2 separate regions of the Mus musculus genome follow, and region 1 is linked to region 2. Evidence: chromatin contacts called from ENCODE Hi-C data. All regions are on one chromosome and are shown on one strand. Each heading gives the region's core, a stretch centred on a gene start or an enhancer-like site at or near the end of the contact. The rest is flanking DNA. Distances are from core to core; before and after follow the strand shown. Region 1 holds the start of Rock2 (Rho-associated coiled-coil containing protein kinase 2). Region 2 holds the start of Lpin1 (lipin 1).

What was found. A loop is a pair of places that touch in the nucleus more often than their neighbours do.
Region 1: a loop to region 2 is called in a map of heart, with 2.2 times the contacts of the local background. The contact joins the promoter of Rock2 here to the promoter of Lpin1 in region 2. A Hi-C loop is called at or near these places in 4 of 37 maps with a recorded cell type or tissue (T-helper 1 cell, T-helper 17 cell, T-helper 2 cell and 1 more).

What each region holds. Positions count from the first base shown.
Region 1 is chr12:16,892,520-16,898,355 of GRCm38, reverse strand. It overlaps Rock2 (Rho-associated coiled-coil containing protein kinase 2), which reads right to left and starts at 3,378. Exons shown (of 33, transcript NM_009072.2): 1 at 3,026-3,378. The coding sequence starts at 3,166.
Region 2 is chr12:16,587,007-16,593,080 of GRCm38, reverse strand. It overlaps Lpin1 (lipin 1), which reads left to right and starts at 3,311. Exons shown (of 21, transcript NM_015763.4): 1 at 3,311-3,363.

The sequences.
Region 1 (5,836 bases), core at 2,129-4,628, 310 kb before region 2:
TTTTTAATTTCAGAAGTATCTCTCAAAACTATTTTTATATAATACCAAGCAGCTCACAATCTACAATTTCAAAAGAATTGCGTATTTTAAGGGCAAATAAAGTAAATAGCCTCTGCAGAGAAACAAGATAATTTAGTTTGTACACTGATAGTCCTGAAATTCAGCGCCATATATATGTTTGACAATGATTAGTACTTATGACAGCAAACTCAAAATGATAATTGCATGCACTTGAAAACTGTAATAATATCTAAAACAAAAATCATTTCCCATCTCAAAGAAAACATAAAGCTAGCAAAAAATTTGTCAAATGCACATAGGAGACGTAAAATGAGTGTAAAGATATGCCATACACTGGACTAAAACCTTACATGCTATCTCATGTAACTTTTTTTCCTATGAATGGCTTGCCTAGCTTACTGAAAACGTTTTATAGAAAATTCTGGTATGTTTCATCATCACTTGCCATATTTAGCAATACACAACTTCCAATGGTGCTTTCTAAGCTTTTGAATACAGTAACTAAATTTCAGGCTGTTTTTATTAGATTATTAAAGGTATGTTTTCTAGAATAAAACCAAAAGAAATGTAATGTTAAGTAAAGTAATGATTTAATTGTGAAAAAAAGCTCATGGCAAGATTTCAAATCTTTAAAGTGGTAACAGCTATTATTTTGTGAGCATTTTTAGAAACATAATTTTAAAAATAGTATCAGTGTAAAGACTACAGAGTTACAACCTGGAGAATGAAAAGGCTGTGAGGATGCATAGCAGTGATCACTGGCACAGCAGGGAATGCACATAGCATCACCCAACTGTGGACTTCAACACAGTTTAAATGGCAAGGTTTATGTATACTACTACTACAATTAAAATTTTACCATGACAAAGGCAATTTGGAGAGGAAAGGGTTTATTTGGTTTACAGTTCCATACCACACAGTTCCTCATCAAAGGAAGTCAGGACAGGAACTCAAACAGGGCAGAAACCTGAAGGTAGGAGCTGATACTGAGGCAATGGAAGGGTGTTGCTTACTGGCTTGCTTCCCATGGCTTGCTCAGTCTGTTTTCTTAAAGAACCCAGGACCACTAGCGAAAGGATGGCACCACCCATAATGGGCTGAGCCCTCCCGAATCAATCACTAAGTAAGAAAATGCCATAACTCTAGCTTGTGTAGAGTTGACATAAAACCACCCAGCACAAAATTCATTCTAAAACTTCATGATAAAATTTACATAACATGGATATTATTACAACTTTAATGATGTTTTCAACTTTTATGAATGTGCAACAGAGGCATCAGGAACCTCACTCTAAAGGAATAAACGGCATTTTTTGGCTTAGTAACATACGCTGCACTCTAGAATAACACCTGTCCTGATTCTCAATGACATGTAATCAACTAAAAGCAGCAATAAGCCTGCGGTCAAATCAGCATTTGATGTCAACCCTCCTAAGGGTAATATGTCACCTTAACAAATGTGGTGTATGAAGCACTCAATGAAGGAACTGTTACTGGCCACGTGTAATAATTTAGGTAATATTTTAATAAAACAAAATAGTCATGTCACAGGTATAAACAACTTGGTTCCAAGCTCAAAATGACCCTGATAATGATAATTAACATCACTAATAATACAAGAGATGACTGTGAAATGTAAAAACATTTCTATCTGGGATTGAAAATGATCCTGGTGAATACTTGAGATTTACAGAGACTATTTTTAACTGAACTTTCTGGCCTAGGATCAAAGTTTTGCTAGCAAAATACCAAAGTGAAAATCCTGGCAGTGACACCAGAGAAGCTTTGCTTTATCTACAAAAAGGCTATGAACTCCAAGCAATCCTGCTCTGAAGACTTCCAAAATACGTCCCACAAGAACACAGGAACCCACTACCAAACAAAAACACTCCCCCCGCCCCCAAAAGTCAAAATCTCTATATTTACACATCCTATAGAGCGATACCCACACTCTAGTCAGTTCCTGCGCTGTGGCCAAACAGAACTGAGTCACTCTGCAAATGATTCCAGAAACCTCAAAGGATAACCAACGGCCTCAGAAGAAAAGTTAGTCAGTGGAAAGGGAGGAGACAGTTTTTCTCATCACAGAGTCACTAGGCTTCTCCTAGCAGAGCTCAGGTCTGACATGCTTTTTGGCACAGAATGCCTGATCACCCACCCTAAGTCTAGACCTCCAAAGCTAATAGCCGGAGTATCTTTTTTTTTTCCGACTTCTCCTCAGGGTACACGTTCACACCACTTTTTCCCATAAATGCAACTCTAGGTGCACACTAATCAAATTCGTTTGCCAAGCATAATCGCTTCCCTCAACACGACCAGAAGTATACCAGCATTCTACATGGCATTTATTGTAAATCGTGTTCTTTTCTTAACCGAGCTCCAGTTAGCTGCCTTTTCCAAGGCTCTTAATTTGGATTTTGAATGCTATGGGAAAGACAAGATGAAGGGGAGAGATTTATCCCATTCTACAATTCAGACTCATTTCTTGGCTTCAGAGCAACAATCTCCGGAAATTTAATTTACATAAATTCAAATGTACTAAATAGCTACTATGGAATGTCCAAGAGCAACTGAAAGCAGCAAACTTGAGCTAGCTGTGCGTTCCCAGCTTCCTGACGAGCTCTTTGTCGTGTGCCCCCGGTGGTACTCCCAATAGGAAGAGCGTCGGGTTTCTTTCTCCCTGGGTTTTCACCCTAGCTCCCACACTGCGTGACACTTTCAAATTGGGTAGCCCAGTGTAGGAAGCACAGCCAATCCTCCACCTTTCCGCCCCAAACCAACTGGGTAGGCGGGAAGGAGACCAGGGGTGTTTCCTCCCTGCGCGCTCCAAGAACGGGGGCGGCCGAGATGACACTCGCTCGGCAGGGAGGTGGACCCGAGAATCCCAGGTGGGGTCTCCACTCTGGAACCTGGGTCTCCAGCTCCCCGGGCAGCCGGAAGCGGGGCGGGTGGGCCGAGGGGGGACCAGGCAGGGCGGGGAGTTCCCTCCCTAGCCCGCACCTACCAGCAGACTCTCCACGTTGATGGGCGAGCGAGGGTCTCGGATGAGCGCCTCCAGCTTCCTCTGACGGCCGGCGCCCGCCCCGTCCCCCGGCGCGGTCTCGGGGGCGCCGGGCATTTTCCCCGTCGGCGGGGGCCGGCTCATGCCGCTTCGCCGGGCCTAGCGCCGCCCGCGGAACCTCCGCCCCGGCACGCCGCGCGCCGCTGTCTGAGGAGCCGCCCGGCCCGGCCGGGAGCAGCGAGGCACACGGCGTCCCCGCCCCTCAGCCGCACGCGCGCCGCCCGGCCCGTAGCGAGCTCGCCAGGACCCGGCGGGCGGGAGCGGGGAAGGGGCGCCCGCGCCGCACCACCCCGCCCTCGGGGCTCAGGCCGCTAGGGCCGTCGCCCGTCCACCCGCATATCGCCGCCGGCCGCCTCGCGCGCCCACACGCCCGCTCCCCTCACACGCAGTCGGAGCCGCGTCCCTACTCGGCCGCGCGCCGCCGCTACCCACAAGCCCCTCCGCCCGCGGTCGGCTGCGCGCGGCCCGGCCCCGCCCCGCCCACCCCGGCGCGGCCCCGCGGCACGCCCCGCCCCTGGCCTCCGGCCACGCCCCGCCACCGGGCTGAGCAGCCAGGCTTCTTTTCCGTTCCCGCCGCCTGGCTAGTCTCCCTGCCTCGTCGGGCCGGTTCGCGGGACTGGGAGGCGGGACGGATGGCAGCGCGGTGCCCCGTGGTCCCCGTCGTGTGTCCCACGTCGCCGGCCGGACCCAGAGGCCTAGTTGACGTCCGCGCCCCCCGCCCGCTGTGTCCCGCTGACTCAGCGCGCAGCTATGCAAGCCGCGCCGAACTGCTGCGCCCCGGGTCAGCGCCCTTCCCAGGCCTGGTGCGCCTGAGGCCTGCGCCTGGGGCTCCCAGGGGGCGGGGAGGCCGCGCCCCTAGCCCGCGCTAAGAGTGTGGGACTCGTTTGAATCCTGTTGAGTCCCGGAGCTGGGAGGCCTGGAGGAGTTGTTTCTGCCTCCGGGTCATAAATCCTAAACTCTCAGAAACCTTTGTGCCCTTCCCTGACCAAGGTGCCCGCCTGGCCTTAGACCTTAGACACTGGCCAGGCGGAGGGAACAGGAGGCAATAAGGAAGCGCTTCTGCATCCGCGGGGCCCTTGCTTTTGGAGAGTGAAAGAGAGGGGCTGCTTCTCCGCATTCCTGCCCTCTCCTTGCCCCCTAGCCATTGGTCAGATCCTCTCAGGGCGCAATCGGAAAACTATGTGCCAAGAGCTATAAAACTGTTCACAGAGCCCCTTTGACCCAGTAAGGCCATTTAAGGAAGTCCAAGTGTAAGGAAATGATCCGAAAAGAGGAGGACTTTGCGTGGAGATGTTTACAGCAGGGCTATTCAGAATGTTCGCAATGACCAAAACCCTGGGAGTGGACCCAATCTTCCAGCAGCTGAATAATCCAAACAAGCTCTTGTCATATTCACGGGAAGAATCCTACGGGTATTGCAAGCCGGTTGAGACTAGGGAAAATTTACCGGAAGTGAAAAAATGCAAAGGGGATTATGAACACTTTGAAATGAGCAGCTAAACAAGTGAGAGAACACACTTGCTCCTAACTGAATGGGATTTTCCCCCCACTTCTAAAGATGTCAAGTAGGGTGGTGGCCTCATAGGTCTTTAATGCCAGCTCTGGGGAGAGACAGAGGCAGGAGGGTTTGAGGCTAACCTAAGTCTAGAGAATGAGTCCCAGGACAACCAGAGCTACACAGAGAAAACTTGTCTTGAAAACAACAACAAAAAAATGCTAAAAAGCATATTGAATTTTTAAATTTGAAAACTTGTACTTATGGAAGCTAGAGTGTAATGCCCCTGAATAGTGAACTGTAGAGCTCCCTGGGGTGTCAAGGTAAATATGCAGGTAGGCTACAGCCCTGGCCTGGCCAAAATTGCATGCACTTCACCCAGCGCAGGGGTCCAAAAATGTCTGCCCTTCTGGGGAGAAGCCCCTCTGACTTGGATTAAGACAGGAAGAGTCTTTGATGACTGAAGAGAACCCTTTCTCTTGTAGATAATAAAACTGGCCTCTGGGTCAAAAAAAAAAAAAAAAAGTTCTTCAAGCCAGTAGGTAAATTTACTTCTTCATACGTCCACAGACCCAAAGCTAGGAGAGTAGAGCCAGCTAACCACTCTTTCCACCCATGCACTGGAGCATGATAATTAGATAATCATTATTACAGATCTTACAAGTTCTTTTTCCTGGTGATAGTATAATGGGCTTTCAAAAGGAACATTGTGATCTTCCAGTTACAAATTAATTTTGAAATGACTTGGCTATATGTTTTTATGGACTTTGGCGGAGTAGCCATGATCTCAAGCCTTGGAGACCTTGTTTTAAAAGAACAGCAGTACCCTGGTATGGTGATTCACCTCTGTAATCTTAGCACTGAGAAAGTAGAGGCAAGAGAATGGGGGCTGGGTGGGGGGAGGGTGTTCAAGGCCATCTTTAGCTACATAGAATGTTTGAGGTCAGCCTGGTCTATAGGTAACTGGATCTCAGAAAAACCTAAAATAGGAAGCTAAGATGATGGTTAGTGCTTAAGATGAGTAAAGTGCTTATCATACAAGCACGAGGACCTGATTTCAATCCCCAGCACCCATGTAAAAAGTCTGCCGTAATCTCTCTGTTGGGGAGGCAGACACAGCAAGACCCCTGAGGCTTGCTAGCCAGCCAGCCAAGCCAAAATAAATAAATAAGCAAAGCAATTGAGAAAGACACCCAATGTGTGACCTCCACATATATCAGCACACACATGTAAATGTGTATCTAAATGGATGCATGCAT
Region 2 (6,074 bases), core at 2,062-4,561:
TACCCCTTTTGCTCTCCTGGAGCATCACCCTGATTAAGATGGCCCTGGTGACACACTGAAGTCTGCCTTCCCTGATGCCTTTGTTCCTGCCCCTTGCCATTCCCAGATTACTTTCCTCTTCCTCTGCCTTTGGAACCAGGACCATTTATACCCTCTCCCCAGAAATTCCCCCAGGCCCAGGCCCAGTGCCATGGGCTGTATCCTGTCTCTGCTGGGGTTTCCCACTGCTGGGTCGAGTTGTCCTCCCTCACCCTAGTGAAGCGGTACCAGGTGGCCAGAGGTTCCCACCTTGCTTCTGAGGACCCCAGTAAGGAAATCCCCACGATGAAGAAGCCACATTGTGTCACCTGGGGTTGGCGTCAGAGCCTGGGCTCTGCCAATCCTAATTCCCTGACAAGTGGGGCTCTGCCCCCATGCCTTCAGTGGGCCAGTCAGACAGAAGGGGGATGGGGAAGAGCAGAGGAAGGAGACATAGTCAGTGTGGCCCCAGCAGGAAGAGGAACAAAGAAGGTGTGTGGGGATTCTCTTCCTAGAAGGCAAGCTTCCTCCTCCAGGAGGATGCCGGGCTTCATTCAGCCATTGTCTTCTCCCTGAGTGGGAGTCCTAGGGAAATTCTAGTTTCTCCAGAGGGCCAGCGTCTCCTTTGGGTACCTTAAAGCCGGGGGCCCTCTATTAAGGGCTAGCCTTAGACTCTGAAGAGCCCCCCATTCCCAGAAGCCCTAGGCATTAGTGCTCTGTCCTTCTGGGACAGCACCCAGTGGCTCTGCAAGACTTTCTGCTGTGATTTTGCAGAGCCGACCACTAGAGTGGAGAGGTCCACCTATGGTGGCTGTGGGGGTCTCATGAAGAGGGCCGCTCACTCTTCTGTCCACACCTGCCCAGGCATGCTGGTTAGCCGTGCAGCATTCAGGAAAACAGAACCTAAGGACTTAACAGTTACCGTCACTGCCAGCAACTGAGGAGACCGATTTTCATTTAGAAGGGGTGGGTGTTTTTATATTCACATCAGCAGGGACCAGTTCCTGGTGTGGCGAGGAACACCTGCGGTCCCATGTTTAGCAAAAGAGCAATTTTCAGCACCGCATAGCCTGTTGTCCCATCCTGATGGACGCCTGCATGATGCTTGTCCTTTCTGAGGGACCAGGGAGCCAGCTGCAGCCACCAAGTCCTTATAGAATTCCCACTCCTAGGACTACTGGATTTTAGAATTGAAAATCTAGTCAGTGTTGGCCAAGAACTTAACAAGTTCCTTTCCAGCCTCCAAAGGACCTGCTTAACCAACACCTCCGCTCACTTCCTGGATTGTAAAACTGAGTACGGAATCGAGGATGCTGTACTGCTGAGCCCAGGATTGGCTCCTTCCTCCTCTAGCTAGAGTCATTAGGTTATTTCCCCTCTTCCGACTTGGGCTGAACACAGCAGGTACTGGGATTGGCTCAGGGGATCACCTCAGTTCTCTGGCTGAGTCACAGCTCAGCGGCAGGAGCGTGGCTGCAGACAAAACACTGCCTAGGGCCCCACCAGGGGGGCTCCAGACTTTGCCGGGTTAGAACACCTGGGCTTCAGAGACTCCAATTTTTGTATAGTGCGACCATCTCCTGTGACCTAGTGAATGTTTCTGAGATAAGTGACCTGTTTGTGGGATCTTCTTATAGGCAGCAGGCAAAGCTGGTCCTATCTTTGCTACTCAGAGCTGTCTGGGTGCGTTTGCGGTTGTGTGTGCGGGTTCCAGACCCCAGGTTCATTTGTGGGGTAAGGGCTTTGGGCTGGACTTTATGTGTTCAGATTCTCCTCCACCTGCTTCAAATCTGGAAAATAATAATAATAAAAATGACCTTATTTAGATGACAGAATGTAAGACTGTAAGACATGCTTTCTGGAAGGCCTTGGGGTGGGGGTGTGGAGGATGGAGGAGATGATGGAGGTGGGGCAGGGTGCCTTCATTCTGGGGTCCAGAACCCCAGGACTTTGTGGGCAGCGGAGACAACCCTTGTGGCTACTTGTGTTGCCCCAAGTGCAGCTGGAGCGCTTCCACCTCTGTCTTTATGCTCAGAGTCACCCTGCCTGTGCTGATCTCCTGAGCACTGGGGTGGAGGCAGCCCAGCCTGGCTCAGTTCCCTTGCAGGTCTTCGGTGGCCTGGTCTTGGACTGGGGTCCTAGCTTGCTTGGTGGGCAGAATCCCTTGAGAGGGATCTCCAGTGCCTCGGAAACCCAGTGTGGGGGTGGGGGTGGGGACCTGTAATTCCAGAAACCGGAAAGCAGAGGGATTGGAAGTTCGTGGTCACCTTTAGATTCGTAGATTTTAGGACCAGTTTGGGGTACACAAGCCACTCCTCCCTGGACCTCCCCACGAACTAGTTTTTCTCAAGGTGGGACGCACCCGTCATCATTCTGACCTCCCTCTCCTGGGTTGCTTGTGGCTGGCATCCATTTCTGACTCATATTTCTGCATATAGTTTCCGGTGACAGGTACATTATACTTGGGCTCTCTCTGTTGGTCTACGAGACCCCAGGTATATGTTCTCCAGCAGTCTTCCTCAAGGTCTTTGCTCTTCTGTCCCCCAGAAAGCACTGACTCTTCGGAGGGTTGTTGTATATATAATTTGATATTTATTACCTGGATGTAGCTCAGTTAGCGGATGTGAAGCTCTGGGGTCCATTCCCGGCTCGCATAAAGTAGGCATGGTGGGGGTAGGATTGCCTGTAACCTCAACACTTGGGAGGTAAGATAGGCAGATCCGAAGTGCAGGGTCATCCAGGAACCCATAGAAAGCTTGAGGCAAGCCCGGGATATAGGAGTCCTTGTCTCCTAGTAGTCTCGTGACACTTAAGAGTGACTTGGTCTGACTTGAGCCATTCCACCCCCAGACCTGGCATTGTCTGTTATTATTTATTCCTTCCTGGCTCTGCTGACTGGTGGTGAATGTTAGCCAGGAGGGAGGCAGGATGTGGGAGTGCTAAGATTAGGAATTGATCCCTAGCTTGTGACAGGCACATCAGGGGAAGAACTAATTGTAAACTGACATAAGGTCAAAACAGGGTCAGGCTGTGGAATTAGAAGACTTTGGCTGCCTACTCCCTGGAACGCCAAGGCAGACAGTCCAGTCTGGGGAGGGATGGGATGGGAAGGGGGAGGCGGGGATATGAGAGGGAGGTGGGAGGTGGGGTGGGGTGGGGGGGGGGTCTGTGGGCTCTGAAAGCATCCCAGCAGCACGCTCCTCCAGAGTCCCCTGGCGTCGCCCCGGAGACTCCGCCTCCTTTCAGGCCCCGCCCCTTGCCGTGCTTTAGCTGACAGCCGCTCCGGCCCGCTGTTTGCATACAAAGGCAGCCACACGCGTGCGCGCCTGCTCGTGAATCCTCTTGGTGAGTAGCAATGGGGACCCGGGGCCCAGCTTGCGCCCCAAAGCCCATTACTGAGACGTGGGGCCCCGCAGGGAGGCGATGTGGGCCGTGTTGTGACACAGGCCTTCCCGTGGGGTGTCGAAGCTTGCAGGGACCCCGTGGCGGTCCGAGACCCGGATGAGACGTATCCCAAAGGGTTTAGGATTCAGGCTTTGCAGCCAAGGAAACTGAGTCTAGGCTGGTAGGTTGACCTTCGTGCCCAAGGGCACGCCTCCGCTGGGTGGCAGCGAACTGGGAACCGGGATTCTTAGATAATCAAGCTCGCAGCAGGCCTCTCTGCAGCTTTGCAGTCTGGTGGGCACTGGGCCTGTGGCTCCCTTAGTAGCTGCAGGCACTTTTATCTGGGAAAGGCCGGGGGGAATATGGGAGGGAAAGCAATGCTTTGGAAGTCATATTAAGTATTAATATTAAGTCATATTAAGGGGACAGAGTCAAGGTGGCTGGCTGATAATTTGTGTGGCCAGTAGTTGCTCCAGACGCCCACCCTCCTTGGCAGGAGGCAAGAAGGAAAGCAATGGTCTGGGCTGGGCTGGGGCGTGTGGGAAAAAGCTTCCAACTGGGTAGTGAAGTTGTGGGGAAGACTGTAACGGTTCTAGGAGGAGAGGATAGCGGCCCATGGGGATTCACACATATACTATCTATCCTTTGTTCCATAAAATACGTTTTATGAATGAAAGCAGTTAAGGACTAATATCTGCACCACTAAGGGGACTTTCTAGTGTTCCCAGAAAGGCTGAAAGATCCCACTGTGTTGATTCCCTGTGTTGACAAAGCTTCCTGTTTGCCGACAGCGCGCTTCTGCTGTCACGGGTTTTGTGTGTGGGTGTGTGTTTTGGCCCTTATTCCTGCTTGTGTAGGGCCTGGTGGTTGGATTGGGAAGCCTGGGGCTGAGCTTGGTTTTGTCTTGGTGGCTGTCCCACCTCACGTGATTTCTACCCTTTTTAGGTGGCAGTCAGCAATGTTCTTATGATGCTTGTCACTTTATTGAAAGGGACAACATGCCCAGTCTTGTTGCCTGGGTGATAAGTTGGGGTTCAGATGAAGGAGATAGGATCCTTGGTTGCTGTTCTGTGTGGGGTGCTGTCTGCTGGGGAGGCTGGGGTGGGTCTTTGCTTATCTATTGCTCTCAGTGCTTCAGGCTAAAGAGAGGGAAAGGTCAGGAGATGGCAAGACAACTGACTACTGATAGCTGGAAATCCATGGGCCAGAGACATCACTTGGGAGCCTCCCTATCTAGAGTGAGGGAAAGGCCACCCTTTGTTTACTAGACTGATGAACCGAGAGGCTCCAGGTTGTTACAACTTCGGATTGTTACACCCTGATGGGGCAGCCCAGGGTACCACTGAGGTCCCTTTATAGGGCTAGGCTGGTCCTGGCTACCCAAGGCTAGCCCCTGGTCCATAACTTGGCACACCCTTTCCCCACCTTAGATTGTGAATCCATTTTTTTGTGTGTCTTTTCTCTCTTAGGTTCAGGGTCTGTAAGGGACCAATAAAGGTATAAATTGATTTGAAAAGCACGCGGGTGGGAATGCTTAGGGGCACAGGTATCTTGTTTCAGAATAGCTAGGTATGGGGTTGGTGTTCTTGGTTTCTGGAGCCTTTTGAAAATCAAACAGAAGGGAGTGGTGCAGGCTGGTGGGTGAATTGGCTGCACTTGGACGTCTTTGTACGTGAACTTGGAGCTGTCCTCTTGACCTGACTGTCTTGCCCAGACTAGTCTGGAACTCAAGGTCATCCTGCCTCAGCCTTCTTGGTGCTAGAATCACGGGTGTGTGCCACCATACTCTGCCTGCCTCAAACTATGTTTATTGTGAAACATGAATATATCCTTGCAATATCTCAGTATTTATCTGATTCAGTAGTGTCTGTCCCCTGCTCTGCATGTGTGTGTGTGTGTGTGTGTGTGTGTGTGTGTGTGTGTGTGTGTGTGTGTGTGTAGGTACAGCCTTCATACTTTAAACACACATGAAGTACTCTGCTACAGGAGACTTAGTACGGTATTTTTTGGAGCTGCTTGTTACCGTTGGGTCAGTACCCAGGCTTTCCCTGGGATGTAGACTGAGGAAAGACCATTCGTAGGCTCCTTCCCAGTACCTCTGGGTGGTGGGTGCTGTTTGAATCACCCACCCTACAGGCTCAGAATGGAGCCACAATTCTCTTGGAAACGCAGGGGATATGTGACCATTGCTAACGACCGAGGCAGGATTGCAGGGAAGTACAGCAATGTACAAAGGTCCCAGGGGCAGAGTCTTCTAGACCAAGCTGTGTATCTGGACAGAGGGCCCTCACAAGTGTGTGAAAAGACACTGGGGCTTCCAAGGAGAGCAAAGATCCTGAGCTCTGCAAGGGAGCTAATAGTTAAGAGCTGGTAAGGTTCTAAGTCCTAACCCAAGGCAATGTCACAGAGTACAGGGGCCACACTGGGTCTTCTATGTGTCTCTCTCCTGCTGGCCAGGCCCTGGGTGCTTCTTGGCAGGGACCTGAGGACACTCATTACCTGGGATTATGATACCCACTTGTTGCCAGAGCTCAGTTCTGACAAGTCTTATGTCACTTAGAAGACCTTCCAGCCCCAGAGCAGGGATCAGATCCTAGTTGTCCCTGCTACTGGGGCTTCCTTTCTTTTAAAATGAAGGCTAATGAGAACCTTGTTAAAAGCAGTATTCAGAA